Regions from separate parts of the Homo sapiens genome. Here regions 2, 3 and 4 are each linked to region 1. Evidence: chromatin contacts called from ENCODE Hi-C or POLR2A ChIA-PET data. All regions are on one chromosome and are shown on one strand. The core of a region is the stretch at or near the end of the contact, and the rest is flanking DNA. Distances in the headings are between cores, read along the strand shown. Region 1 has its middle 56 kb from the start of LINC02649. Region 2 overlaps FBH1 (F-box DNA helicase 1). Region 3 holds the start of PRKCQ-AS1 (PRKCQ antisense RNA 1). Region 4 overlaps PRKCQ (protein kinase C theta).

Evidence for each region. Hi-C counts contacts between places; a loop is a spot of excess contacts on that map. ChIA-PET counts read pairs that join two places held with the same protein, here RNA polymerase II (POLR2A). Pooled maps may share reads with other maps.
Region 2: POLR2A ChIA-PET joins it to region 1 with 12 read pairs in H1. The contact joins two enhancer-like sites. A Hi-C loop is called at or near these places in 1 of 168 maps with a recorded cell type or tissue (ascending aorta) and 3 of 50 pooled maps. POLR2A ChIA-PET finds 5 or more read pairs at or near these places in 1 of 52 experiments (H1).
Region 3: a loop to region 1 is called in a pooled map, with 4 times the contacts of the local background. The contact joins the promoter of PRKCQ-AS1 here to the enhancer-like site in region 1. A Hi-C loop is called at or near these places in 7 of 50 pooled maps. POLR2A ChIA-PET finds 5 or more read pairs at or near these places in 2 of 52 experiments (activated T-cell and activated naive CD4-positive, alpha-beta T cell).
Region 4: a loop to region 1 is called in a pooled map, with 5 times the contacts of the local background. The contact joins two enhancer-like sites. A Hi-C loop is called at or near these places in 4 of 50 pooled maps. POLR2A ChIA-PET finds 5 or more read pairs at or near these places in 2 of 52 experiments (GM12878 and activated T-cell).

What each region holds. Positions count from the first base shown.
Region 1 is chr10:6,267,020-6,274,247 of GRCh38, forward strand. It overlaps a transcript of PFKFB3 not described here. Among named protein-coding and RNA genes, the nearest start is that of LINC02649, 56 kb to the right of the region's middle. RefSeq lists silencers at 3,313-3,513, 4,953-5,153 and an enhancer at 3,643-3,692. Within about 2 kb of position 3,437, at least 8 of the 41 ENCODE cell types and tissues checked have a DNase peak (open chromatin) inside an H3K27ac peak, as active enhancers do.
Region 2 is chr10:5,929,735-5,936,962 of GRCh38, forward strand. FBH1 (F-box DNA helicase 1) reads left to right here. Exons shown (of 21, transcript NM_178150.3): 20 at 6,722-6,853. Among named protein-coding and RNA genes, the nearest start is that of FBH1, 43 kb to the left of the region's middle. Within about 2 kb of position 2,802, at least 2 of the 41 ENCODE cell types and tissues checked have a DNase peak (open chromatin) inside an H3K27ac peak, as active enhancers do.
Region 3 is chr10:6,575,547-6,582,774 of GRCh38, forward strand. It overlaps PRKCQ-AS1 (PRKCQ antisense RNA 1), which reads left to right and starts at 4,879. Exons shown (of 2, transcript NR_036503.1): 1 at 4,879-5,381. PRKCQ (protein kinase C theta) reads right to left here and starts at 4,730. Exons shown (of 18, transcript NM_006257.5): 1 at 4,665-4,730. RefSeq lists silencers at 4,732-4,981, 4,992-5,141.
Region 4 is chr10:6,539,762-6,546,989 of GRCh38, forward strand. All of the region lies in intron 1 of PRKCQ (protein kinase C theta), which reads right to left. Among named protein-coding and RNA genes, the nearest start is that of PRKCQ, 37 kb to the right of the region's middle. Within about 2 kb of position 3,815, at least 5 of the 41 ENCODE cell types and tissues checked have a DNase peak (open chromatin) inside an H3K27ac peak, as active enhancers do.

The DNA of each region.
Region 1 (7,228 bases), core at 2,187-4,686:
TTCTCTTGTCATGTTGTTTTTTAAAATTTGCTATTTAATGTTATTCAAAATAAAGAAACAAGTTATTAGCATGAGTTCTACAGTTCGTCCTTATATTGTGCAGTGACAATTTTACATGCAAACATAAGCGCATTTAACTCATAAGTGGGTTCACCACAATCACACAACTGGTATTTCCCAGCTTGTATAGGCATATGTATCTTGTTCTTATGAGAACAATGGAGATATTGTACAAAACAAACTCACTGCTTTTATTCACCGCTTGATAACGCTCATGTTCTGCCATTGCTGGCTACCCTGGACGTACGTACTAATGAGTGAGGAAGGTCTGAAAGGAGAAGGAACTGTGGGTTTCACTGGCTTTCCCTTTCCTCACTTCAGCATGTGTACTTGGCTAATACAGGGAAGTAGGAGGTCAGGATGAGGCTCCTTAGTGGTTAGAGTTTCTTAGAACGTCATTGCCTTCTTTCTGCAGTCAGGGCAAGTTCTGGGTCAAACAGAAAGTGCGGTGTCTCGGGGCTGTTGGCGTTCTTACTTACTCACTTGTAGACATAGCACGCTTCCTTTCAGCCCCTTCTACTCACTTGCTGAATTCCCAGCCATCAAGGCAGCAAGCTTCACTTCTCAAACATCAGTTCAAAGATCAAATTACTGGCCGGGTGCAGTGGCTCATGCCTGTAATCTCAGCATTTTGGGAGGCCGAGGCGGGCGGATCACCTGAAGTCAGGAGTTCGAGACCAGCCTGGCCAACATGGTGAAACCCCGTCTCTACTAAAAATACAAAAATTAGCCAGGCATGGTGGCGGGCGCCTGTAGTCCCAGCTACTCGGGAGGCTGAAGCAGGAGAATCGCTTGAACCCGGGAGGCAGAGGTTGCAGTGAGCCGAGATGGTGCCACTGCACTCCAGCCTGGGTGACAGAGCGAGACCCTATCTCAAAAAAAAAAAAAAAAAAAAAAATCAAATTACTAAGAATTTCAAGCTGGCAATGACAGTGTTAAACCATGTGTAGTGTCCTGAGCATGGGGCCCTGTGCGACGGAGCAGTTCTCATGTCCGCTGCTTTTCAAGGATTTTCCTGTCTCCCCTCCCCCACGCCACTTCCATGGTCTGGAAGCCACAGGCAGAGCCCCTAAGGTGGTTATGTTGAGATTAGGTGTGGAATTCTTGGCATCATTTGAAGTTACTCTGTATCCCAGTAATGCTGAAAGCATGTGTGTCTTATTTGTACTTCTTGATAAACTTCTTTTTGGAGATTGCGTAGAGGGTTTTTAATTCAAGTGGCTGCTATTATGCCTCATGCTAGGAACCTTTTTGGGGGTGCTTTTCTATACTATTATAAAAATTATATAAGGCTAGGCACGGTGGCTCATGCCTGTAATCCCAGCACTTGAGGTCAGGAGTTTGAGACCAGCTTGGCCAACATGGAGAAACCCCATCTCTACTAAAAATACAAAAATTAGCCAGGGATGTTTGCGTGCACCTGTAATCCCAGCTACTCAGGAGGCTGAGGCAGGAGAATCACTCGAACGCAGGAGGTGGAGGTTGCAGTGAGCCAAGATTGTGCCACTGCACTCCAGCCTGGGTGACAGAATGATACTCCGTCTCCAAATAAATAAATAAATAGAAATTATATAAATATATTTAATAAAAAAGACTAGTTAACTTTTTTTTTTGTACTGGATCATACATTCACAAATTTCAAACATAAAGAGGTTAAAGAGGCTGGGTGATGTGGCTCATGCCTATAATCCCAGCACTTTGAGAGGCTGAGACAGGCCAATTGCTTGAGCCCAGGAGTTCGAGACCAGCCTAGGCAACTTGGCAAAACCCTGTTTTTACTAAAAATACAAAAAACTAGCTGGGCATGGTGGTGCATGACTGTAGTCCCAGCTATTTGGGAGGCTGAGGTGGGAGGATCACCTGAGCCCAGGAAGTTGAGGCTGCAGTAAGCTGAGATCGTACCACTGCACTCCAGCCTGGGAGACAAGAGTGAGATCCTGTCTCAAAAAAAAAAAAAAAAAAAAAAGTTAAAGATTTTTAAAAATTCATTTTTTAATTATTTACTGCTAGTATGTAGAAATGACAATTGCTTTTTAAAACAGTAGTTGTCAACATGGGCTCCCCTCCCTGGGTCTTCATCTTCCCTGAATGGCGATTCTTCAGTATATTTTTACTTCCCTATATGCCCAAGCAGATTATTTTTACGTTTTTTTTTTTTCAGCTGTTAGATAAAGATACTGAGATACCAAGAACATAAATAACTTTTCCTAAACAAATTTAAGACTGAATTATAGACTCAGTGATCTAGGATGATTTATGTACTTATTTATTTTCAGAGATGGTTGCCCAGGCTGGTCTTGAACTCCTGGGCCCAATAAATCCTCTTGTCTCAGCTTCCTGAGCAGCTGGGACTACAGGTATGCACCACTGCACCTGGATAGGATGATTTGGTCTTGTCTTAAGGAGCAACACATACATATATTTTTTTCCCTTTTCCAGATTCCGGGGTCTGTTATCTGTGTGATGAGGCCATGGGGAAAATGCAGTGAATATAGGCTTTGCCATAGGTAAGACGTTGCAGTTAGGAAAGTGGAAGTGACTTAGGGTGGAGAAATGGGAAGAGAAATTGGTTTAGTGTGTGGAGAGAGGAGGCAGTAAGACTTAACTCTTCCCAGGGGTAGACATTAAATGGCTCATATTTCTGGTCACTGACTGAGTTATTTTGTACCTGGACAACTTCAGAAGTCAGCATGTCAGAATGCATAAATGAAGAGGGCCATATGATGTGACTCTATCTGACACAGTTTTATCTATTTATTTTGAAAATGGTGCCAGGTGTGGTGGCTCACGCTTGTAATCGCAGCACTTTGGGAGGCTGAGGCAGGTGGCTCACCTGAGATCAGGAGTTTGAGACCAGCCTGGCCAACATGGTGAGACCCCCCTCTCTACTAAAAATACAAAAATTAGCTGGGTGTGGTGGTGTGCACGTGTAGTCCCAGCCACTTGGGAGGCTGAGGCAGGAGAATTGCTTGAACCCGGGAGGCGGAGGTTGCAGTGAGCCGAGATCGCGCCATTGTACTCCAGCCTGGGCAACAAGAGCAAAAACTCCGTCTCAAAAACAAACAAACAAAACAAAACAACAACAACGACAACAACAAAAGAATATGGGTGTTTAAGACTCAGGAACATGGGACAAGAATTCTGTGCTCTACTTTCTGGTGAGCTACGACCCGGAACCAGTTGCTTTCCCTCTCCACAAATCTCTCACGGAGATAATGATGCCTTCTTTTTCCCATTTCATATGAGAAGTATAAGTTACCTAATATTACTCATTCTTCTACCAAGAAACTAGAGGAATATTTTTGAGGTAACTGATTGTGTCATGCAAGGTTTAAAAGCCCTTCAATGGTTTCCTGTTGCTCTTGCGTTTAATGACACACGTCCTAACCACAGCTCACCGTGTCCTGGGGCATCTGGTTCTTGCCTGTCTCTCTAGCCTCAGCTCAGCCTACACTCCTCGGCCACAGAGGCTTTCTTGAACTCTTGTTTTTGCACACTCCCTCCCATGTAACACCTTTGTGCTTGCTGTTTCCTCTGGATAGTAAGGGTCCGGTTCCCTCTTTACCAGGTGGTTTCTAATGCATCAGATGGTGTCATGGCATCAAGGAGTCTTCCCACCCTCCGGGCTAGATTAGGCCCTATGACATGCGCTCATCGGACCACATGCCTCCTTTGTAGGACACCCAGAGTTGCAGTTTCACCTTTATTGGTGTCATTATTTGCTTCATGCCCGTTCTCTCACTAGACTTAAGCACCTTGAGAGTAGGAACTGGGCCAGTTTTGACTCAGCACTCTCTTCCCAAGATCTAGCCCCCTGCCTGGGATAGTAAGCACCCACTAAATATTTGCCAAATAAATGAAGGAAAGACATTTTTATTCATTTCATCCTAACTGTAGATTTTCCCAGTTCTTAAACTTGTTTTCTGAAACGTGGGTTTGGATAAGAAGCATTCAGGAACAGATTATTGAAATTGGGAAAGAAAGTGAAAGATGCTCTTCCAATGGCCTTGCTACAAGTAATTAGTATTCAACCACTTCCCCCGTCTGGAACCTAGTTTCAAGTGCCAAGAGAAAATGTGTCTAGCATTTAAATGGATTCTTCCAGAACACCAGTGGCCATGCAATTGCTGAAGTAGCCAAGCTCCTGTGCATTGTAAATGTCAGCCTTGTTCCAACACCTCTGCTAAGGTAAGGACGAGAACCGAAGAGCGTTACCTTTCAATTTATGATTTCCTGGTGCGTGTGTGATGCCTGGGAGGCCCAGGCTACGTTCCTTTAGCCACTGAAGGACTCTGACAGCTGCCTCCTGGGGGTGTGGGAGCCAAGAGGCGGGAAGTCAAACTTCAGATGTGTCTATTGAATGGCAGGATGAAGAGCCTGGTAGCAGTGCTTGCGGAAGGGCTGGGAAGCCGAATTCTTTGAGAGTAATGAAGCCACTTCCGGGCAGGTAGCACAGGGAGCTGATGAAGCCCAGTGTTTGAATCAGACCTCTTTTAGCTCCAGTCCTGGTTCAGTACTCTCTAGGTGTGTGATCTTGGACAAGATGTTCAAGCCCCAAGCCTATGAGTCTCTAACTAAGGTTGTGTAGAATAAATGAGACAGTGTACCTCAGACCTTTGATAAAAAGTGAATGTTCAATAAAGGTAACAGGATACTGTGACCCCAAATAGCCACAGCGCCTTCTCCCGTGGGTGGAGGGTGGAGCCTATGGGTATCTGTGTGTGCTTTCTCCCCCACACTGTGGGCATGTATTTATATTTTTAAAGCTAAATTGAAATGAATCCTAGTTCAACCTTGAATGGGAAGAAGTATTGCAAAAGGGCAATAGGCTATCAGAGGGTGGGTGTGGAAGTGGGAGAGGCAGGTACCTATTTACTTAGGGAATATTTACCAATCTCTACCATGTGTGGGAATCTGTGCTTAGCACTGAGGATAGACCAGAGGGTGGGATAGACAGTTGCCCCTGCCCCGATGGTGGCTGCCATCCAGCAGGGAGGGCAGATGTGAAGCATTACATACGTGCTTACTTGCCATTGTGCATGTATGTTGTATGTTATGAACAAGTGCAAAGCACCCCGAGTTCACAGACAGGGGCTGTAACTGTCTAGTTTGGTGAATGGCTGATGAAGGCAGTGCTGGGAGATGATAAATGTCCCTTCTGTCCCTTAGGACTTGCAGGTAATGGTCTCCTGTGTCCCTCCCTTGACTCCAGGCTGTCTAGTGAAGGTGATCGTTCCAATTGCCCTATTAGGACATCGGGGTTTCTTAACTAAACCCTGAATGATGCCTTGGATTTATGCATTCTGGCCAACGTGTTGAAATACGTCAGTCTGGCTGGGCACGGTGGCTCATGCCTGTAATCCTAGCACTTTGGGAGGCCGAGGCGGGCGGATCACCTGAGGTCAGGAGTTTGAGACCAGCCTGGCCAACATGGTGAACCCCGTCTCTACTAAAAATACAAAAATTTTAGCTGGGCATGGTGGTGGGTGCCTGTAATCCCAGCTACTTGGGAGGCTGAGGCAGGAGAATTGTTTGAACCCGGGAGGCAGAGGTTCCAGTGAGCCCAGATCGTGCCATTGAACTCCAGCCTGGGTGACAGAGGGAGACTCTGTCTCAAAAAAAAGAAAAAAGAAATAGGTCGACCTGGGCCCCAGCCGCGCTGTGCTTTCATGAGTTTCCGTCAGCCCTGTTCCATATCCTGGATCTGTGCATGCCAAGGGCTATGTGGGAAGATTTCATTTCAGGTCTCTTGAGAACAGGGTCAGATGGAGGAGGCAGGCTTTATTTCAGATTTGGACAATAGGCCTGAGGGCTTGATTTATAGAGAAAGTCTCAGAGGAAAATAAAGGAAAAGAAAATACTTCCCATTCTCCTAAAGTGTTCACATGTCTCCTGTGCAGTGAGTGGGGCTGAGATTGCAGGCTTTTTTTTTTTTTTTTTTTTTTGAAGTGGAGCCTCACTCTGTTGCCCAGGCTGGAGTGCAGTGGCATGATTTCAGCTCACGACAACCTCTGCCTCCCGGGTTCAAGCAATTCTCCTGTCTCAGCCTCCCAAGTAGCTGGGATTACAGGTGTCTGCCACCACGTGCGGCTAATTTTTTTGTATTTTCAGTAGAGACGGGGTTTGCTGGGCCCACCTCACAGATGTGATCCATATTCTCATGATGGCCGTGAAATTAGAGATGTGACTAGAAGCAGCTGCCCACCAAAAGTAAAACAAACAAAAATGAGGCCTGGAGTTTTCCCCGTTCCTCTTCTGGGGCCCGAGGAGCTTGCCACCCGTGGGTGAAAAGCGTTGCCTTCCCGAGAACGCCTGCTCTTTAAGGGATCCCCGCCGCCATGCAACCTACAATCGCACGGCCCTTTACAGTGTATAAAGCCCTTCAAACCTTGAGGGGGCTGTCGGGAAACCTGTGTTCTGTTGACAGTTCTGTCAGTCACTCTGGGCTTGAGGGTTCTCTAAGGAAAGCATGGAGATTGGACTGGAGTATGTTAAGGACTGAATTGCATCCCTGCCAAAAACAGCACGTTGGAGTCCTACTCGCCAGCACCTCAGGGTGTGACCTTATTTGGAGAAAAGTCTTTCCAGAGGCCATCAAGTTAAAATGAGGTCATTAGGATGGGCCTTAATCCAGTATGGCTGATGTCCTTATAAAAAAGGGAAATTTGGAGACAGGCACATGCAGAGAGAAGGTGATGAGAAGAGGGAGTGAAGACAGCTGACTACAGGTCAAGGACAGACACCTGGATAGCTCCTTCCCGCAGCCTCAAAGGACCCAGTCCTGCCGACACCTTGATCTTGGACTCCCACCTTCCAGAATCAGGAGAAAATAAATTTTTGTTGTGGGCCGGTGCGACAGCTCATTCCCATAATCTCAGCACTTTGGGAAGCTGAGGCAGGAGGATCACTTGAGCCCAGGAGACTGAGACCAGCCTGGGCAGCATGGGGAGACCTGTCTCTACAAAAAATAAAATAGCTGAGCCTGGTGGCACTTACCTGTGGTCCCAGTTAGTTGGAAGGCTGAAGGGGAAGACCGCTTGAGCCCAGGAGGTCAAGGCTGCAGTGGGCTATGATTGCAGCACTGTACTCCAGCCTAGGTGACAGAGCGAGATCCTATCTCTAAAAAAAAAAAAAATTAAAAAACTGTTGTGTAAGTCCCTCCATCTGA
Region 2 (7,228 bases), core at 1,552-4,051, 340 kb before region 1:
GGATGTGGCCCACGTGTAGTTTGCTGACCTCTGGTTTAAAGAAAAGTGTGACTTTAAAAAATCTCTAAACCAGTACCCCCAGGAGTTAAGCAGAATAAATCATTATGTACAAATAGTCTCTACCTATACAAACATTTTTGTATAAACTTTGGTTTATAAGTACTTTTTTAGACCCTCCAGTATGGTTTTCTCATGGAAGTCGTGTTACAGAAGTGGTTAGGCCTGTCACAAAACCACATTGTCAATTGGTAGAACTGTGCAGGGTATTACAGAGCAGTGATATCATCTCACAACATGGGCTACACAGGACTTTTTGTTTTTGCTTATGAAAATTTTGAGACATTAAAAAGTAAAGAAAGCAATACACTGAACATTCATATACAAATCATACCTATATGTACACATCTCCAAAAAATATGTACTTTTTTCCCCATAACTACCATGCCATTTTCGTATTTTATAAATGTTATCATATGTGGCCTCTACTACCCGATCCATAATTATACTTTTATGATTGTCTCAGAAATGCCTTTTTACAGTTGATTTGTTCAAGTCAGAGTCCAAACCAACATTTGGTTGCTTGTCTCTTAAGTTAAATAGAGAGCTGTACGGGACTCCCTCCCTGCTTTTCCCATGCTCTTGTCTCATTGCATAAACTGGGTCATTCGTCCTACAGAGCGTCCCCATTCTTGGTTTGCTTCCCGGTGTGGTTGTGTAACTTGTTCTGCCATCATTACCTGTCCTGGCTTTCCAGTAACTGGAAGTTAGCCGTAGAGGCTTGATTCGATTCAAGCCTGAGTCTTGGCAGGCGTGCCCCATGGGAGGCCGGAGAGGGCTTCGTGCTTTGCCTCGTCACATGAGGAGGCTCACAGCCTCCTTAGGAGTAGGTTAGTTTTTCCCCGTTAGTGATGCTGATTGCTCATCTTTTGAAGAGGCACAGCTAGGAAATGTGTATTTTTGAAAAGAAAGAAAAAAAAACAGTGGTTCATACTGATAATCCCAATCCCAGTTTTTAAACTTTATTTGTTTCAAAGAGACAGGCTCTCACTCTGTTGCCTAGGCTTTAGTGCAGTGGCACGATCATGGCTTACTGCAGCATCAACCTCCTGGGCTTAGGCACAGTCCTCCCACCTCAGCCTCCCAAGTAGCTGGGAACACGCATGCACCATCACACCTGGCTGGTTTTTTTTTTGTTTTGTTTTTTTGTACAGACAGGGTCTCACTCACTATGTTGCCCAGGCTGGTCTTGAACTCCTGGGCTTAAGTGATCCTCCTACCTCAGCCTCCCAAAGTTCTGGGATTATAGGTGTGACACCAGGCAAATTTCAACATTTTGTTGTTAAATATAACACAAGTATATAAAACAGCATATAGCAGTTTAAAATGATGATGTTGTGAGCATCCACCAGATTAGAAGATGGGATCTGCCAGCCATCACGGAGCTGTCCTGGTGGCCCCTGGCCATCCTAGCACCCTCCCTCCTTTCTGAGGGTAACTGCCATCTCAGCAGATACGCATTACCTTGCTTTGTTGCACAACGGCACCTTTTTCTTTTTTCTTTTTAACCAGGTATGCAGCACCATCAGTAAGTGCTGAAAAATGATACTGTTTACACATGTTCTCTTCATTCTCCTGGGTTTCAAAAGCTGCACCGTATCTGCATTGTCAGAGGCTTTGGCCCTTCACACGTTCAGCCATCATAAATTGTGTTCCATAATCTAATTCACATTTAACACGAAAGGAATTTTACTTCTTTTCTCACACTTGAATCTTTTCTCATACACTGAAATCTTGGTTCCTAATAGTATTTATTACTTATTGATACTATTCTATGTATTTAAAAATAATATTCAAAATAATGCCAGTATTAATGGAATACTGACTGGACTTGAAGATTTCCTAACAGCTCCATTTCTCCATGAATGATGTATTTATTAGTCAAAATATCATGTTCTGAAGTCACTTAAAGTAAGTCCTTTTTGCTTTTGTGGTTTTATTACCAACTTAATTTGCAGTTAGACATGTAGTTTATTCATAATACCTACAGGGGTTGCTTTGCTTCTTTTTGATTTAATGATCTTTCTTGATGTGTAAGGCCTGTTAATGTTTTCAAAGTCAAAACCTTGCGCCTGGGCACAGTGGCTCACCCCTGTAATCCCAGCACTTTGCGGGGCTGAGGCAGACAGGTCACTTTAAGTCAGGAGTTAGAGATCAGCCTGGCCAACATGGCAAAACCCTGTCTCTACCAAAAAATACAGAAAAATTAGCTAGTCATGGTGGTGCATACCTGTAGCCCCAGCTACTTAGGAGGCTGAGGTGGGAGAATCGCGTGAACCCAGGAGGCGGAGATTGCAGTGAGCTGAGATTGTGCCACTGCACTCCAGCCTGGGTGACAGAGTGAGACCCTGTCTCAAAAGAAAAGATCAAAACTTTGTGATAAGAGAAGTCTCATTACCTCCCTGTTCACTTCAGACTGTTCTCTGCCTCCACCATTGGTAGTTATTTTAAACAATTAGCGATTAATCCTTCAGTATTTCTTTATGCAAGTATTAGCAAATTCGTAGGTATTTTCATATTCTCCTTTTCCACAGAAGGTAGCATTTCAGATACACTGTTGTGTACTTTGCTTTGTCACTTAGAAGCCATGGGAATCACTCTTTTATTTATTTTTTACTCTTTTATTTTTTGCCCTTTTATTCTTTTATTTGTTGTCCTACCCAAATTAGGAAATCCCTCTTTATCAGCTCACAGAGCTCTCTCGCCTCTTGGTCAGCTGCATAGTGTTCTGTGTTGACGCACTGTGATTTATGCCGTTCTCGCTCATGGACGTGGTCACTTCCAGCCTTTTGCTTTCATTAATAATGCTGCATTGCACAATCTTGTGCACAGGTCATTTCTGTTTTTGCCAGTGCATCTTCAGCATGCATTTCTAGAAGTGGAATTGCTGGGTAAAGATAAATGCAAGTGTGACTTTTCTGTTGTTTTGTTTTGTTTTGTTTTTGAGACAAGGCCTGGCTCTGTCACCCAGGCTGGAATATGGCGGCACAATCTTGGCCCACTGCAACCTCCGCCTCCCAGGCTCAAGCCATCCTCCCACCTCAGCCTCCCGAGCAGCTGGGACTACAGGTGTGTGCCACCACACCTGGCTAATTCTGTATTTTTTGTAGAGACGGGGTTTTGTCTGTTTCCCAGGCTGGTCTCAAACTCATGAGCTCAAGTGATCTGCCCTGCCTTAGCCTCCCAAAGTGCTAGGATTACAGGCATGAGCCACTGCACCTGGCCAAGTGTGACTTTTCTAGATGTTGCCAATTTTTTCATGGAGATTGTTATCACTTTAGAGTCCCACCAGTTGTATGCATAAGAGTGAAATAGGCCCGGCGCAGTAGCTCACACCTGTAATCCCAGTACTTTGGGAGGCCTAGGAGGGCGGATCACTTGATGTCAGGAGTTCAAGACCAGCCTGGCTAACATGGTGAAACCCTGTCTCTACTAAAAATACAAAAATTAGCTGGGTGTAGTGGCGTATGCCTGTAATCCCAGCTACTCAGGAGGCTGAGGCAGGAGAATCACTTGAATCCGGGAGGCAGAGGTTGCAGTAGGCTGAAATCGTGCCACTGCACTCCAGTGTGGGCAACAAAGTGAGACTCTGTCTCAAAACAAACAAACAAAAAAGTGAAGTAGACTTTTTAAAGCTGATTGGAAGGTTGTCAGTTGGTTGCTGCATGCATTTTGTTTTCCCCATAGAAGAAAAGAATACAGAATCTAGAGAAATACTTCCCCATTACTGAGACTGGGGTGGGCTGTCTGCCCTCAGGGGTCCTGCGAGGAAGTCCCAGAAAAACTGCCTATTTGTGGGAACAGATTTTTTAAGGCTGTAAGACCTTGTTAGAAGTGGAGGCACTCTGCTGTTTTTTTTTTTTTTTTAAAAAACAGAGTCTCACTCTGTCGCCCAGGCTGGAGGGCAGTGGTGTGATCTTGGCTCACCGCAACCTCGGCCTCCTGGGTTCAAGCTGTTCTCCTGTGTCAGCCTCTCAAGTAGCTGGTAGTACAGGTGTACACCACCATACCTGGCTAATTTTTTTTGGTATTTTTTTTTTGTTAAAGACGAGGTTTCACCATGTTGGCCAGGCTGGTCTCAAACTCCTGACTTGAAGTGATCCACTCGCCTCGGCCTCCCAAAGTGTTGGGATTATAGGCGTGAGCCACCATGTCCAGCCTTTTTTGTTGTTGTTGATCACAGCCTGTGAATAAATTTGGGGATATCCTGTTTCAGAAGTGTCGAGTCCAGTCTCTGCCCAGGAGGGAAGGCCATGGGGATAATGAAGATCCCGAGTTGGGCAGTAATTCAGAGGCTAGGAAAGCGTGTTAAAAATAGTGGAGCCACGGACGGGGGTGTTTTGGAGATAAAAAGCGAGCCATTGCTTCCTGCGCTGCCTAGAACGATAAGCCCCTTTATCTCCCAAGAGTAGGGCAACCTTCTTTTTCTTTGACCCCTCCCCCTTAGAAAATATAGCTAATAGAATCACCAGAAGCCATTTTGTTCATTTGTTTCTTTAAGTTTTGGGAAAGTGAAGGAAATTATTACATTGTTGAGGTGTTAAGTGACATGAAGTTATGTTTCAAAGACAGGTTTTTTTTTTTGTTTTTTTTTTTTTTTGAGATGGAGTCTCTCTCTGTAGCCCAGGCTGGAGTGCAGTGGTGCCATCTTGCTCGGCTCACCGCAACCTCCACCTCCCGGGCTCAAGCGATTCTCAGGCCTCAGCCTCAGAGTAGCTGGGATTACAGGCGTGTGCTACCATGCCTGGCTAATTTTTGTATTTTTAGTAGAGATGGGGTTTCACCCATATTGACTGGGCTGGTCTCAAACTCCTGACCTCAAGTGATCCGTTTGCCTTGGCCTCCCAAATTGCTGAGATTACAGGCTTGAGCCACTATGTCTGGCCAAAGACAGCTTCTTGGTCTCACAGAATCTTAGATTCTTTTTGTTTATTTGTTTAGATACAGGGTCTTGCTTTGTTGCCCAGGCTGGAGTGCAGTGGCACGATCTCAACTCACTGCAACCTCAGCCTCCCGAGTAGCTGAGACTACAGGTGTGCACCACTATGCCTAGCTAATTTTTGTATTTTTGGTAGAGACAGGGTTTCGCCATGTTGCCCAGGCTGGTCTCGAACTCCTGGGCTCAAGTGATCCTCCCACTTCAGTCTCCCAAAGTGCTGGGACTACAGGTGTGACCCCCACCCCTTAAATTTATATAAATAAAAACAGTTAATCTGGTGGGTTATGAGAGGCTTAAAAAGAGTTAAATGGCATAAAATCTAAAGAAATCAGAGAACACTGCATGTTAGGTTAAGTCATGTTTTGTGAAACTTTTCTTCCATGTGTGTTTCTTACATATGTGCGTATGTATAGCATTATAATGGTAACTGCGTCAAAAACGGCTTGAGAGCCTAGCCCTGGAGAAACTTCTGGAGTGGACAGGGAGTCAGGTACAGGATGTTCATTGCTGCATTGTTGGAAATAGTTTGGAAACAACCGAGTAACCACAGCAAGGGAATGGGTAAATGAAATACAAGAGAGCGCTGTGACTGAGTCCTCTACAGCATTTTAGAAAACCTAGGTGAGGAGGAAGCCAGAAGCGTAACATTCATGTAAATTAGACATCTATAAAAGGAGACCTGTGTCCTTGGACACGTGTAAACGAGAAGCTATTTCACCGTGGGTTGGAGGGACCTCGCCAGGTTCATGGTCTTGGCTGTCTCTCGGGAAGGAAATTGAGATGACAGTCCAAGGGACTTCAGCAAAATCTGTGACTTCAGACAGGATTTCACCTCGTCAGCTGTTAGTACTTGTTGGCCATAACTGGAGTGTTTGCCTGGTGGTTTTCTGTTCTTTTTCATAGCTGGTAGGCAGGCCGTCTAAGAGAAAAGACCAAATAAATCAAAACGTAGGTTACAGATTGTAGAATAAGTAGATCAATAGCTGGTCATAATCCAGAAAATACGAAACCGTCCTTTCCTGGGCAGCAGATGTGTGCGGTCCTGCTAGCATATCAGTCTGTGATGTGGAGCCCCACAGGGCAGCAGCGAAGCTGACAGTGCCCTGTCCTTGTGGTGTTTCCAGCCTGGGAGGTCACTAGTGCTTCCTCTGGGTGCTCCCTGCGTGCCAGGCGTGAGTGCTTTGCATGCATTGAAGGGTTTCTTCTCCTCAGCAGCCACCTGAAGCAGGCACCGTGCCATCTGCATTTATGGATAAAGACACAGGCTTAGCGAGGCTGTCATTTGCTCACTAGCACAGCCAGCAGCACGGGACGGTGGAAATACGCAGGGATGTTTGGGGCAAGTTTTCTTCATGTCCTCTGTGTTGCCTGCCTGGCTTATAATGTGAATACACAATAGTTTTCTGAAGATTGAGCTGGGGATACCTTAGCATAAAATAAAATCCAGAAATATTCTGGAAATGTCATTACAGGCAATAGTTTTGCATGTTTATCTGTTAAATATATATATATTTAAAAAGCAATTGGACTGTCAGTTGGACTGTCGATAGCTTTGGAGGCAGGGAAAAGTTAGAGGAAGTAAGGGAGAACGGGTTAGGCGGGGTTTTTCTCTCTGGGACTTACAGTGCATCTAAAGGGTTCTCACAGAGCCGCCGCTATCAGTGTTTCCAGTAGACCCTAACGGAGGTGTCGCCATGACTCTCTTTCTCGCTCTTTCTTTCTCAGGAGTACTTCTTGCAAGCAGAGCTGACAAGCAACGTCTTAAAAACAGGCGTGGTGCGCTGCTGCGTGGGACAGTGCAACAATGCCATCCCTGTTGACACCGTCCTTACCATGAAGAAGCTGCCCATCACCTATGTACGTCTGCTGTCTGTGGAACTTAATTCAGCCATTTGCATTTTTTGCTTGTGAGCTCTGTGCTTATCTGGGTTGTAGGTGAGGAGATAAGAGAGAGCTGTGTGATCCTTTATTAGGGGCTTTTCATATGAGAGGCACAAGAGGTGTGTGGTCTGTCCCAGGGTCAGAGGTCAGGGCACGTGATGCTGCCTGGCTGTGCTGAAGCCGCAGGTCTGGGAGGCTGGGTTGTGATACACGCTTAGAGAGAGAGCTGTTCCCTGGGGTCCCAGCGCAGCTTTTCTTGGTTCTTTATCTTGACTGGATAAATGACTGTTTCTGAGCTCAGGGAATTTGGGGGTGTTGAGGCCACCTAGTTGGTGGTGCTGTGGGAGGTGT
Region 3 (7,228 bases), core at 3,629-6,128, 310 kb after region 1:
CCCTCAGGTGCTGTGTGAGTTGTATTTCCTCCATTAATTCTACACTAGAAAAAGGTGTATATGCTCAAGCTGGGATAGGAAATAAACAATGAACTCAGGAGTAGCATCAGCCCAGAGATCCCTGCCATTGGGCATTCAATGATTGGGTAAAAAGTTAACTATCAGCACCTTACACCAATTAGAAAGGCTACTATAAAGAAGATTTTTAAAAAAGCCCAGGTGCGGTGGCTCACGCCTGTAATCTCAGCACTTTGGGAGGCCAAGGTGGGTGGATCATGAGGTCAAGAGATCGAGACCATCTTGGCCAACATGGTGAAACCCCATCTCTACTAAAAATACAAAAGTTAGCTGGGTGTGGCAGCGCGTGCCTATAGTCCCAGCTACTCAGGAGGCTGAGGCAGGAGAATTGCTTGAACCTGGGAGGTAGAGGTTGCAGTGAGCTGAGATCATGCCACTGCACTCCAGCCTGGCGACACAGCGAGACTCCATCTCAAAAAACACAAAACAAAAGACAGCGTTGCTGAGAATGTGGAATAATTGGGACCCTTTCTACCACTGGTGGGAATGTAAAACGGTCCAGCCACTGTGGAAAACAATATGGCAGTTCCTCAAAAAATTAAACATAGAATTACCCTACGACCCCACAATTCTACTGCTGGGTACATACCCCAAAGAATTGAAAGCAGGACCTCAAACAGATATCTGCGTGTTCCTCTTCACGGCAGCATTATTCACAATAATCAAAAGATAGAAGCAACCATCAACAGATACAAGGATAAGCAAAATGTGGTATATCCATAAATGGAATAGTATTCAGACTTAAAAAGGAAGGAAGTCCTGTCCAATGCTGTCACATGGATACAGCTTGAGAACACTATGCTAAGTGAAATAAGACAGTTACAAAAGGATGGATACTGTATTCTGCTTCTGTGAGGTCCCTAGAGCAGTCAGAATCTTAGAGACAGGAAGTAGAAGGGTGGCTGCCAGGGGCTGAGAGGAAAGACGGATGAGGAACGAATGTTCCACGAGGACAGAGTTTCAGTTTTAGGAGATGAGAAGAATCCTGTGGATGGATGATGGCAATGGTTGCAAAACAATGTGAATATACTTAATGTCACTGAACTGTACGCTAGAAAATAGTTAAGAAGTTAAATTTTAAGTTATGTGTATTTTAACCACAATAAAAAAGTTAACTGGTAGGTCACCTGGGACTGCGGTTTAAAGCAAATGCTTGATGGTTAGACTAATCTGGATGGTCCAACTAACCTGACTCTACCACTGACTGGTTATAAGACCTGGACAAGGGGCTCTACCCCTTGAGCCTCAGTTTCCTCATCTGAAAAACTGGAATAATAATAATATCTAATTTATAAAGGCTTTTGGAGGTTAAATGAAGCAGTAATGCCTCTTACATATAAATAAAATTCTGAGTATGATATACAGCACATAAATTCTAAATAATAAAGACTCAAAACCATATTTCATTGGTTTTGTTGATGCTGATTATTATTATTATAATTAATACTATTAGCTTAATTCAAAAGCTAACATCAACCTACAGCAACCTGCAGAAAGATGTCCTGCCAAATACTTGCTAATTTAATCCAGGAGCAAAAATCTATGATTCTGGGCTTGAGTGAGCTTTCCTAATTTTAAAACTCTGATGCTCATTTTGTCCCCAAGAATGTGTTTAGATGACAGAGCAATCAGAATTTGACATGTATAAATGCTTGGCATGTTAAAATAATGAAAGATATTTTCACCATTGTAAGGAAACAGCTTTTAATCCATCTCTCTGGTTCAACATCACATTTTTCTATAGTTTCTCATGACTTCTTCCTTAACAATTGGAATAGGTATGAAAAAGCTGAGCTGAACACATAGCTGCTTAGAAATGAGCTGCTTAAAGTGTTAAAACAACAGAAACAGCAAGCATGAGTTTAATGCTATGTATGCCGTCACAATACTAATTTCTCTATTTTAAATTACAGATTACACACACACATACACACACACACGGAATCACGTCTATATTGCTGGGATTTTCATTATATAACAATATATCATTTTAAATGATTTGAGGCAAATTATTGAAAAAAATTAAAGACTGAACTCCATAAAAAGGAAATCACCTGAAATCAAATATAACCTTGTTAACAAACCAGCACATTAGCAACATTTTTAGGGGCAACAACATAATCAGCAACTCTAAGACATCAATCAAATGCATTAAAAACAGGAAGTACTAACTCTAATTCCTAATTTCCAGAAAGGCAAATATACCATAATTAAATAACACGTTATAAGGAGATTTGTCTGTGTAGGTCTACTTCTGAATCCCCGAAGTTACATACTTGTACCACAAGCCCATACTCTTGAAAGAAAATTCTGGACCCAGTCCACATGGAATTTTGGTTAAAACATCTAATTCATTGCAGAGAAGAATTTAGTCTTTTCCACGGAAGAGACAGCATGTGTTAGAATGAGAATACTTTATAGAAATGACCAGTGACAAGCCGGCTATGTAAGGGGGCTTCTGATGCCTGGCGTTAACAAGAGACAGAGAGTATTATTGTTGAAAGGGATCTTTGAGATTACAGAAGGAGCTGAGGTGTGAATAATCGAACACCATCCCCTTGTTGCCTGAAGGAGAAGTGAGACAGCAAAACAAATCAAATTTCCAGGAGCTGCACCGTGTATGGTGAGCGAAGACGCAATGAGGACATGTCTGTAGGAGAACAGAGGTAGAAGTTAGCTCCTCAAGTAACAGTTGCCATCCCGAGGCACCACAGCACAAGACAGTAGCGGAAATGAACATGACAACGCGGATGGTGGGTGACAAGAGTCTTGCCTGGATATTGACATTTTTAAAGTGTAGAAGAAAATCGCAGGTCACTGAAACAAAGGCTGATGGTGCCCAGCAGGTTACTCTTGAAATCAGAAACAGAAGTTCATGAGAGGCAAGAAGACAGAAACAACAACTGAAAAACTTAGAGTGGATCGCTAACTTGCAGGAGCTGTGCAGCTTTGGCTTTGCAGGTTTTAGAAGCTCTCCCTACGCCACGTCTTTAAATATATGTATGTTCAATCAGCAGGAGGAAGGGACTAACAAGAGCCTTCTGCGGTAAGCACCTGCATCAAACAATGGCACTGATCTCAGAGGGATTTTAAACAGCTGTGCATAAACTTCAAAAGTAATTTGCAACCATATTAGTAAATGTCACTCTTCTTCCCGCTAGACACAGCACTTTTAAAAGAGATTAAGCATCCGCAGTAAGCCTGCCATTTTACAAGGGTTACCAAAGATAAGTTAGGGAAAATATGAAGATGATGATTCACAAGGTCGGGGTGTGGGGTGGGGTGGGGGACCCAGGACCTTAGGAATAGGGCTTGTCTATCACACAGCCTCGGGCAAGAAGGGCCCAGTGGGGACCATGGCTTCTAGGGAGCAAACCAAGGGAAAAGAGCAACGGAGTGGACCCTCCAGGCTTCTTGCCTCTCTCACGGAGCCTCACGAATCCCAGTGGTTTAGAATTTTCTTTGGCAAAAGAAAAGGTCAAAGAGGCCGGAGTTGACAGAAAGCATGGGCGGACTTCTCAGATCTTGTAGGTGGTTCTTAAAAGAATTCAGCAGGCTTGAGGTGTGCTCTCAAAGGGCAACTGGAACGTCAAGGACTTGGACACCAGGCACAGATGGTTCATTTCCCATGGACAGGAAGAGGGCACGGAGTGCTCCCTCTTCCCTCCACCTTCTCCAGCCTAGTCCCCCTCAGCCTGTGCCACTCCTGAATCATCTTTTATAGCACCACGTCCAGCCCGCACAGGGGCAGGACAGCCCAGGGAACAAGGCAGTCCTGTGGCGCTCTCCTTGCAGAAATGACCGGAGTCTCCCAATCCAGCCAGCCCGTGGACCTCTCTTCATGCCCACGGGGGAGTGCACACGCCTGTAGCATTCAACAGTCACTCTCCCATTGATAACGGTGGCTCTCGAAAATCCAATACCACAAAGATACTTTATTGCACAAACTTTGCTTGGTTAACCTGGCCCTCAAAGCTGGGGAATAACCTCACTTGAGGCTACAGGAATGAGCACGCAGATTTTTCTTTTTTTTTTTTTTTTGGTATCTTTCAAAGACCTGCCTCCCCCTCCCCCAGGCCCTTGACCAGAAACTTGGCTTGTTTAGAAGCCTGAGCAATGGCACCCCCGTCCGTGCTCCAATACATTCCCAGAAAAGGGGTTATGCTCCCCTGTGGACAGGATACCATCTCCAGAAAACATGTTTCCTCACGCATTTTTTTTTTTTTTTTTTACCAAGAATACAAAAACTTTCCACCTTCTTCCCTCCCCGCAGGCCCCCTTTCGTTCAGGTGAGAAGGAAAAGGGAGAAGAAAGGAGGAAGCGCCCCCAGGCCGGCGGCCCCCACCCGGCTAAGGTCGCCAGCATCCCGCATCCCGTGCGACCTGCGTCCCAGAAACCCAGCGGGGAAATTCTTCCCGGTGCGCTCTTGCGCCCGCTTGGTTCCATTTCCTACTCCGCCTGCTCACCCGGCAGCCCTCACCCCTTCCCGGAGGCTCTCCGAGGGGCCCGGGTAGCCCTTCTCGCCACGGGTCTCGGCCCCTCCAGCCCGCTCCCTCCCGGCGGCGGCGCGGGGCGCGGGGCCCTACCTGGAGCGAGCACGGCGCCGCTGCTGCCCGGTGGCGCTGGGACTGCGCGGGGACTGCGCGGGGACTGCGCGGGGACTGGCGGGGCTGGCGGGGCTGGCGGGGCTGGCGGGGCTGGCGGGCCCGGCGCACTGCGGGTGCGCCTAGAAGGCGGTGCCCGCCAGGGGGCGCTCGCCAGCCTCCCCGCCAGCCCGGCCTCCCGGGACCCGGCACCTCTAGCCAGGGACGCGCGCTCGGTCCCCCGCCGTGCGCCCCCGGTCCCGCGCCCAGGCTCCCGCCCCTGGCCTCCTTACCAGCCACTTGTCGCCCAGCTGCGAACTGGAGCGGGAGGCGGCGGCCGGAGGGCCCAGGACAGCCCCGGGAGGGCGGCGAGGCGGAGCAGGAGCGCCCCGGCTCCGGCCACATTCTCAGAGTCAGGAAAAGGGGCGAGAGGCCACATGTCTCCCTCTCGCCCAACTGAAAACGAAACGGCGCTCCAGCAGATTGGGTGGAAAGAGCTGGGTCTCTTTTCTCTGTTTTTCACGCTAGAAAGGGCTTGTAAACATTGTTCCTTTTAAAATGACCTACCCCAGGCATTTGTTTGGGCACACTTCTGTCCTGGGGTCATCGTTCCTAGGTGGCTTCGGACCTGGGACTTTTCCTGTATCTGCACATTGTCGTTTTATACACAATTGCCAAGGTGGGACTGCTTTCAACTTTACTGTGCTTGAAGCTGCAAAGGTAATGTTGCCGCCGTGCGTGTCATTTTAGGACTTTTTATGCCTTGCGGGTAATACTAATGATGGTCACAGGGAGGATAAACGGGGTGGTTTCTTTTTCTATACTCCATGTAACTAATTTCTCATTCAGGTTAGAAAATTATATGTCTGGTTACTAATATTCTTACTGAATGGTTTCCTTGCAATGATGACACCAAATAATTAAAACGTACTTGATTAAGACTTTTGTTGCTGTAGTGTACTAAGATCAGATTAATCTGAGAAGTAAAATAGTAATTTTTTGTCCTTTTTTCTTTTCTTGTTTTGAGAGAGACATTAAAAACGATTAAAACAAAACAAAACAGGCCAGGTGCGGTGGCTCATGCCTGTAATGCCAGCACTTTGGGAGGCTGAGGCGGGTGGATCGCTTGAGGCTGGGAGTTTGAGACCAGCCTGGCCAACATGGCAAAATCGTGTCTCTCCTAAAAATACAAAAATTAGCTGGGTGTTGTGGCACGTGCCAGTAATCCCAGCTACTCAGAAGGCTGAGGCAGGAGAATCGTTTGAACCTGGGAGGAGGAGGTTGCAGTGAGCTGAGATCTCACCACTGCACTGCAGTCTGGGTGACAGCAAAACTCTGCCTCAAAAAAAAAAAAGGTTTAACAAAAGCCAAAAGTTGAATTAGCAGCCTTCTGATCATGGGAATGTAGGATGTCAACTAAAAAGAACCTCAGAGGTTGGGAAGGCAGATGAAAAACTGAGGCCCCGAAGTGTTTCAAGACTTGATTAAATCACTCAGGTCTGCACTAGGAAGCGAGTTATGATGATGCCCCTAATCTATATGAACCCAAATAAAGCCAAAACACACACACCTTTTAAGGATAAAACTATATTCCATTAAAATTAGCCCCGCATTTGTCAATATCTAACAGCATTGGACTGACCCTCAGGCCAGAGGCTGTAGCTCTTGGAAGATCCTAGCCAGGAGGTTTGAGAGTGGCCAGTACCTCGGAAGTGCTGGCTCACTCTGACATCATCAGAACCTGGCATACAGTAGGCGCTCATTGGGTATTTGCTATGGAAATTAGGCAGGAAAGTGCGTCTGTGTCTGGAAACAAAGAGGCAAAGCTTAAGCAGTGATCCCCATGCAGATTCTTTCTGCAAACTACAAAACAGAAGCTTCCCTAGTTCAGACTGCCATCCATCTGGCTCTTTCTCCAATTGTTTTTCAGCGGATCCTGTTACAGTGCAAAGAAGAAATGGCAAACGGATAACAGCTACTGTGCCTAGAAGATGGTAGATTCCTCACGCTCCATATCTGGGTTTCTCATTGACAATTAGGCACTGAAAGGAAGCTCATATGTCCTGTTAATTTAATCAGTAGTTAGTGGCTTTAGAAAAAGTTTCATATATACACCAGGTATGATAAGGACTTTTTTTTTTCTTTTTGAGACAGAGTCTTGCTGTGTTGCCCAGGATGGAGTGCAGCGGCGTGATCATAGCTCACTGCAGTTTTGATCCCCCAGGACTCAAGTTATCCTCTCACCTCAGCCTCCCAAATAGCTGGGACTACAGGCACACATCACCATGACCAAGCTAATATTTAAAAAGATTTTTTTGTAGAGACGGGGTCTCACTATGTTGCCCAGGCTGGTTTAAAACTCCTGGGCTCAAGTGATGCTCCTACCTCAGCTTCCCAAAATGCTGGGATTATCGGGGTGAGCCACCATGCCCAGCCTGTGATGACTTTAGACGCACTACTCATATAATATTCATAATCTGATGTGATATGTATCATCATCATTATCATCTCTCTTTAACAGAAGAGACTAACAAGGCTTAGAAAGGTTATGTACCTCGCTCAAGATC
Region 4 (7,228 bases), core at 2,565-5,064, 270 kb after region 1:
ACTCATCAGCGCAGCACTCTGCATCACAAATTGCATAAAATGTCTTTCTTGAGTATACTGTGAACACTCAGTTGTGCATTTAGCAGTGCCCCTGCTTCTTTTCAAAATATAGTTCTAATTGGCTGAAAGTTCTTTCCTGCACTGAAATTTACCTCCTTGGATATAATTTCTTCCATTGGTCCTGATTCTGCCCTCTGGTTACTCTGAATAAGTGGAATTCATGTAATGCCTCTGCCACAGGAAATCCCTTCAACTAATTAAGGGTGGCCAGCACCCTCTTCTGCCTGTTCTTCTTGACAGTAAATGATAACTAAATTCCTTTAGTTATCTTTCTTTGTCAGAGTTTCTAGACCTATGGTCTTGATCATCTTTGCCCAGACACACAAAGTTTGTCAGTTTGCTTTTTGTACTAGTTCTTGCTGCCAGGATACTCAGTCTATGTTTAATAACCTTTTTATTGTGGTAAAATATATACAATATAAAATGTATCATGCTAGCCATTTTTAATTGTATAGTTCAGTGACATTCATACATTCACATTGTTGTGCAACCATCACCACCATCCATCTCCAGAACTATTTTATCTTCCCAAACTCAAACTCTGTCCCCATTCAACACTAACGCCCCATTCCTCCCACTCACCAGCCCCTGATAACTGCTCGTCTACTTTCTATGCCTATAAATTTGACTACTCTAGGAACCTCGTATAAGTGGAGTCTTAGCGTATTTGTCCTTTGTTTCTGGATCATCTCACTTAGCATCATGTTTTTAAGGTTCATCTGTGTCGTAGCAGGTGTCAGAAAGTTTCATGCCTTTTTAAGGATGAGTGATATTCCATTGTATGAATATGCCCCATTTTGTTTGTTTGTTCCTCTGCTGATGAACATTTGGGCTGTTTCTAGTTTTTGGCCATGGTGAATAATGCTGCCACGGAGTTTAGTGTACAAGTATCTCAGTCCTCATTTTCAACTATTTTGAGAATACCCAGGAATGGAATTGCTAGATCATGTGGTAACTCTGTTTAACTTTTTGAGGAATCACTGCACTGTTTTCCTCAGAGTCTGTACCACTTCACATGTCCACCAGCAATTCAAGAAGGTCCCACATCTTCACAGCCTCACCAACACCACCTTCCCTTTTTTTGGTAATAGCCATCCTAATGGGTGTGAAGCAGAGCTTATTGATTTGTGTTGTATTTCCCTACTAAGGAAGGGTGTTGAGCATCTTTTCATGAGTGTCAATATCATTACAATGCATATCCAGAATAATCAGTATTTCCAGATACTATTTGATAAGCAGAAGGTAAAAGTTCTAGATGCACTGAAGGTCCATAAATGCAGACCATGAATGAACTGACTTTTGCAGACGTTACATTCTACTGCCAACTCAGATAGAAATGTCAACTAACTAAAACCCCGGAGTCCTGTTCATCATAATGTTCTCATGATTTCCCCACCTGGCCCTGGACCAGTTAAGCTGTTGACTCTGCGTAAAGGCTTTTGCCAAAGTCAGATCTGAATTTGGCGTTGGCCTAGTTTTTCAGTCTACATGATCATTTTGATTCTGCATTCTACTGACCCTTTGAGTTTTGTGTGGTCTGCTATAAATCTGGCCTAACTTCTAAATCTTAAGGACATTTATTTCTAGAAATGCTGATGACTAGGGCAGAATCCAGTACCGAATTCTATGACCTGCCCCTAAAGACCCCCTTTTCCTGGATCTGAAGGAATTGTTGCCCCCTAGGTGCCCACTAGGTACTTTTCACGTTTCTAATAGGAGTGTTATGAGCCATTTTGTTAGATATCTCATTGAAATCATGTTCTCTCACTGGTCTAATAATTCATTAGTCTGGGGACTCTACAAAAATGGAAACTAGGTGAATCTGGCATGAATTTAGTAAGTCCATGTTGAGACCTACTGATTACTTTTTATCTTTTTTTTAACAACTAAACAGGAATCCTCCTGCTATAATTCAAGCCCATTTCTCTTTGAGTGAACATTTAAAATTGCTAGATAGCATTCTCTTTGCATTGATTCTTACTGATGCTGCATATTAAAGCCACCTCCAAGCCTCCTCGTTTCCATATGAAGTAATATCTACTCTTTACTCTTTCTCTAATAAATATTCATATGCACATTTCAAATGATTTTTTTTCTTCTCTGTGGATAGCATCTGATTTTTATGTGACATGATTAAAACGCTGAGCCCAAAGCAATTCTGCGCTATTTAAGTTTAAGGTCAAGGAAAGCAACCACACCTTCTCAACACGTTCCTCAACTCTGTCAGAGGCAGAAGCCTGGGATGCACACATGGACCCCGGCTCTAACTGTGGCCAGTCCTTGTGTTTTCACTAAGAGCAACGAAGCCAATACAAAGCTCAATGAAGGACAGAGTAAACATGGGGAAACTGCTTACCCTCTGTGGGTTTCAGCTTCTTTGCCTATAAAATGAGGGCCTAGAGATTACTCTCTCTAGTCTATTTTCAGCCCAACAACCTGGAGTGGTGCTGACTTGCCAGGCTCAGTGGCTGTCTCACCACTATCCTCAGGTGAATGCATTTGCAGATAGAAGCCTGCTCTCTTGGAGAAATATCCTTGCATTCTGATGTCATGGGAAGAACACATAAGTCCTCTCTTCAGTAATAACCTGCATACAGTAAATACTCATTGAGCATGGATTTTAGACAAGAGCTGGTGGGAGAACATGAACTTCATCCTTGAAATACTCGTATTTTGGCAGAAGCAATAAAACATGAATGCAACAGCATTGATAGAAACTGTAGAGACTTTAACACCCTATAACACAGCATCTGCAGCTTCAGAGTGAACAGTTCTCCCTCGGGGACAACAGCAGAATTGTGTGTAGTTCAACAGCTGGATCACTAGGTACCCGTCACCATCCATGTCTCCGTGTTAGATTCTAGCACCCAGGGGTATGTCCTGGGCCATCAGAAGATCAGCTTAATATTAAATTTGACGTTACGAGGTCTCTTGCCTGCTTTGTGCTTCTAACTCATTACCTAAAAAGAACGAAGGTGATAAAAGCTACCTACATCCTAGCTTTCTTAGGTGTTGTTAGGAATATGCCTGGGAAATAGAGTTGCAAAGTCAAGGTCACATTCTTTTCATTGTTTCTGTTATTATATTCAATTAAAAAGTAATATAAAAGGGTTTCTTTTTCTGCTTGCATTCAGAAGGGCTCAAAGCAAGAGGGAATCCCCACTGCCATCACGTCCTTTCCCTGCGTTGAGTCCTTCCTCAGGGCTCTAAGAAAGTCACAGGCTGGGAAGTCACTATTTTGGTGGAGCCCTGAGGGTGGGCCCTGCCCTCCCTGGAGAGCTCAGCCCTTTCAAGCCTGGCAGGGAGGCAAGGGCTCCTCACCACTGTCCTTTGAAGTCGTGTTCGTTAGCCCAGCAGTTCCTGTATTTCTGTGCGCTCAGTAATTGGTGAGCACACATCCTGCCATGTTTACTTTTAAAAAGAAAGGAAGAAAAAGTCACACAGGTGGAGTTCGCGGAGCTGAAAACAAAATACTCAGCCCTGGCGGAGCAGCACAGGCTTCCCTTAGCTTTCAGCTGAGCGCAGTCTGGTCTCTTTCAGTCTCCAGACAGAGGAAAACAAAAACAAAAACAAAAGCAAAAACACAACACCATGGGGAAAGGTGGCGTTGGGGAAAAAAGGAGGGAGGAAGAAGTCAGAAATGTGTCTGTCATGACTAAATTAACCACATTCATTTTCAGAAGAAGAGTTCAGGCATCATTCTAAAGCCAGCAGCAGCTTCTGTCACCCTTATCAATTAGAGAGACGCTAACCACTACTTTGTGGTTACCTAAGGAAAGCAAACACACACCTCCAGATGCTGAAACACTGTCCTCGATGATCAAACACACAACCCAACTCACACAGCAGGTTGCTGACAAGGCCCACGGTTCTGTTTTCCAGAGAAACACGCTGAGCAGGGCTGAACTGCAAGTGCTGGAAGGAACCCCAGCCTGGGGACAAGGACTGGAGGAAACTGGGGGGTCGGCTGTACTCCTTCCACAAATGTCCTGCCACTCCCATGCACCGCGCATCCTTCCTGGCTGGGATGACAGGGCCTTGTTTGGCTGATGCTCTGAGCAGACAGTTGTCAGGACCGAAAGAGCAGAAGGTGCCAGCCCTTCCTGTTGTGAAAAGGAAAGACATGACCTCCAACCCCACGACACTGAGAGAGCTGTCTCTTTCTCAGATGGTTTGCATATTTCTTCCAAGCAGGCTACCATGGCCATTTTCCCCTCAGCGAGGTCAAGTTCATTACATCATGTATCTTACTATGGTACCTTTACCATCTTTTGAAGAGCTCTCAGGAAAGATGTTTGGGAAAAACGATGTTGGAAGAATCAAAGGGTTATGTAGAATATTCATGGGAATTTTACCAATGGGGAAAATCAACCTGAAGGAAGTTAAACTGTTTGTGAGTCACAGTTTTGAGCTTAATTCCCACTACCTGACATCCATCCTGGAAAGGATGGTTTGTGGATGGCTTTATGTTTCCACCAAAATCAACATCGCTCAAGGTTTTTCATCGGGGAGATTTGTCTGTTTAATGACCTGGTCACACTGTCAACTGAAGAACCAATTTGCCCATTCTAATAATGCGATGACCACAGAATATATTGTTAACGGCAAGGAGAGACACTGTAATTAACTCCACAGTGATTAACTCTAATTGACTTAGGCCAAGGACATTGATAAATGGAGATAACTGGAAACTGGGTCTTCACTTATTGGTTCTATTCATTCACCTGCCCTTAGAATCTGAATTTGTGTGATGACTGTTTAACCTCCTCTCTCGCCTAAGCAGTTGGAGATCCTACCCCACACTCTTTTTTTTTTTTTTTGAGGAGTCTCTTTCTATCGCATAGGCTGGAGTGCAGTGGCATGATCCAGGCTCACTGCAACCTCCACCTCCTGGGTTTAAGAGATTCTCCTGCCTCAGCCTCCCAAGTAACTGGGACAACAGGCACGTACCACCGCACCTGGCTAAATTTTTATATTTTTAGTAGAGACAGTGTTTCACCATATTGGCCAGGCTGCTCTCGAACTCCTGACCTCATGATCCGCCTGCCTCGGCCTCCCAAAGTGCTGGGATTACAGGCGTGAGCCACTGCGCCCAGACCCACATTGTCTTAAGTCAACTCTTTCTTTTCCTGAGTGACAAAGTCTGCTATTATTTCCTTTCTGTTTTTTTTTTTTTTAATCTATAGGGGAAAAATAGCGGGAAAATGTGAATGTAACATTTTTATTTTTACGATACTGGGACTCTGGGAGTTAATCTCTAACTTGCTAAATAAGAAGATTATCCAATTCAGTTAAAAATAATATTAATTACTGAGCACTCACAAATGTGTGACTTCAGGAACCACGGACATGAGAAAGGCATTTTTCTTGCACCTGGTCTTCATGTAACTTATCATTTAGAAAGGGAAGAGAAGGAGGCTAAATTAATTTTTATCATGGCTCAAAGCACTGCACTGGGCGCTGTCTGTTGCTTTACCTGATTTTATTAAATCCTCACAACAACCTTTGAAAAATGGCCTACTGATCCGATTTTACAGAAGAGGCAATGGAGGCTTTCAAAGGTTAAACTGGAATATTCTTGAGGCTGAAAAAGGAAGGACGTGGTGACACCTGCTACAACATGGAGGAAACTTGGGGACATTATGCTCGGTGAAAGAAGCCAGACACCAAGGGACAAATGTTAAACAGTTCCACTGAAATGAGTCCCTAGAGGAGTCACATTCACAGACACTGAGGGTAGAATTGTGGCTCCCGGGAACTTGGAAGGGGGGAAATGGGGAATTCATGCTTGATGGGGACAGAGTCTCAGTTTGGGATGATGAAAAGGTTCTGGAGATGCGTGGTGGCGATGGTTGCATAATACTGTGAATGTTCTCATGTCCCTGAACCGTACACTTCAAATTGGTTCAGGCCAGGCACGGTGGCTCATGCCTGCAATCCCAGCACTTTGGGAGGCTGAGGCAGGCAGATCACAAGGTGAGGAGTTCGAGACCAGCCTGGCAAACATGGTGAAACTACTAAAAATACAAAAATTAGCCAGGTGTGGTGGTGTGTGCCTGTAATCCCAGCTATTCGGGAGGCTGAGGCGGGGAGAATCGCTTGAACCCAGGAGGTGGAGGTTGCAGTGAGCTGAGATTGTGCCACTGCACTCCAGCCTGGGGGACATAGCAAAACTCCATCTCAGGAAAACGAGAAAAAAAAAAGGTTCACATGGTAAATTTTGTGTTACGCGTATTCTAGCACAACAACAAAAGAAAGAGTTCAAGTGAATTGTCCGAGGACCTACAGCTAGTAAGTGGGATGGTGGGGAACTGAGCTCAGAGATATCTAACTGCAAATGTTAGGTGTTACTCATGATGGTGTACAGGCCCTGATGTTTATTATTTTTGTTACCTGCCTCCTGTTTTTGTGTATCAATTAATAGTAAGCGTCTTAAAACAAAAAGGGCAGTAAAATGGGGTGCCAGTGGGATTAGGGTAGGGGAGTCAGGACTGCCTCACTCCACACACCATCCAGGTTTACAGTAGAAGTGCCCCTTGGGGTAGAGCAAGATGAGGTTGCAGAGGAAAGGAAATTTCAGCGTGGTGCAAGGAATATACACAAAGCTTAGCCATGTGGAAGCTACATTAGTTCAAAGAAGGTGTTATACTTAGGTATTTTACTCTCTTTGAAGCAATTGTGAATGGGAGTTCACTCATGATTTGGCTCTCTGTCTGGTATTGGTGTATAAGAATGCTTGTGATTTTTGTACATTGATTTCGTATCCTGAGACTTTGCTGAAGTTGCTTACCAGCTTAAGGAGATTTTGGGCTGAGACGATGGAGTTTTCTAGATATACAGTCATGTCGTCTGCAAACAGGGACAATTTGACTTCCTCTTTTCCTAATTGAATACCCTTTATTTCCTTCTCCTGCCTAATTGCCCTGGCCAGAACTTCCAACACTATGTTGAATAGGAGTGGTGAGAGAGGGCATCCCTGTCTTGTGCCAGTTTTCAAAGGGAATGCTTCCAGTTTTTGCCCATTCTGTATGATATTGGCTGTGGGTCTGTCATAGATAGCTCTTATTATTTTGAGATACGTCCCATCAATACCTAATTTATTGAGAGTTTTTAGCATGAAGCGTTGTTGAATTTTGTCAAAGGCCTTTTCTGAATCTATTGAGATAAT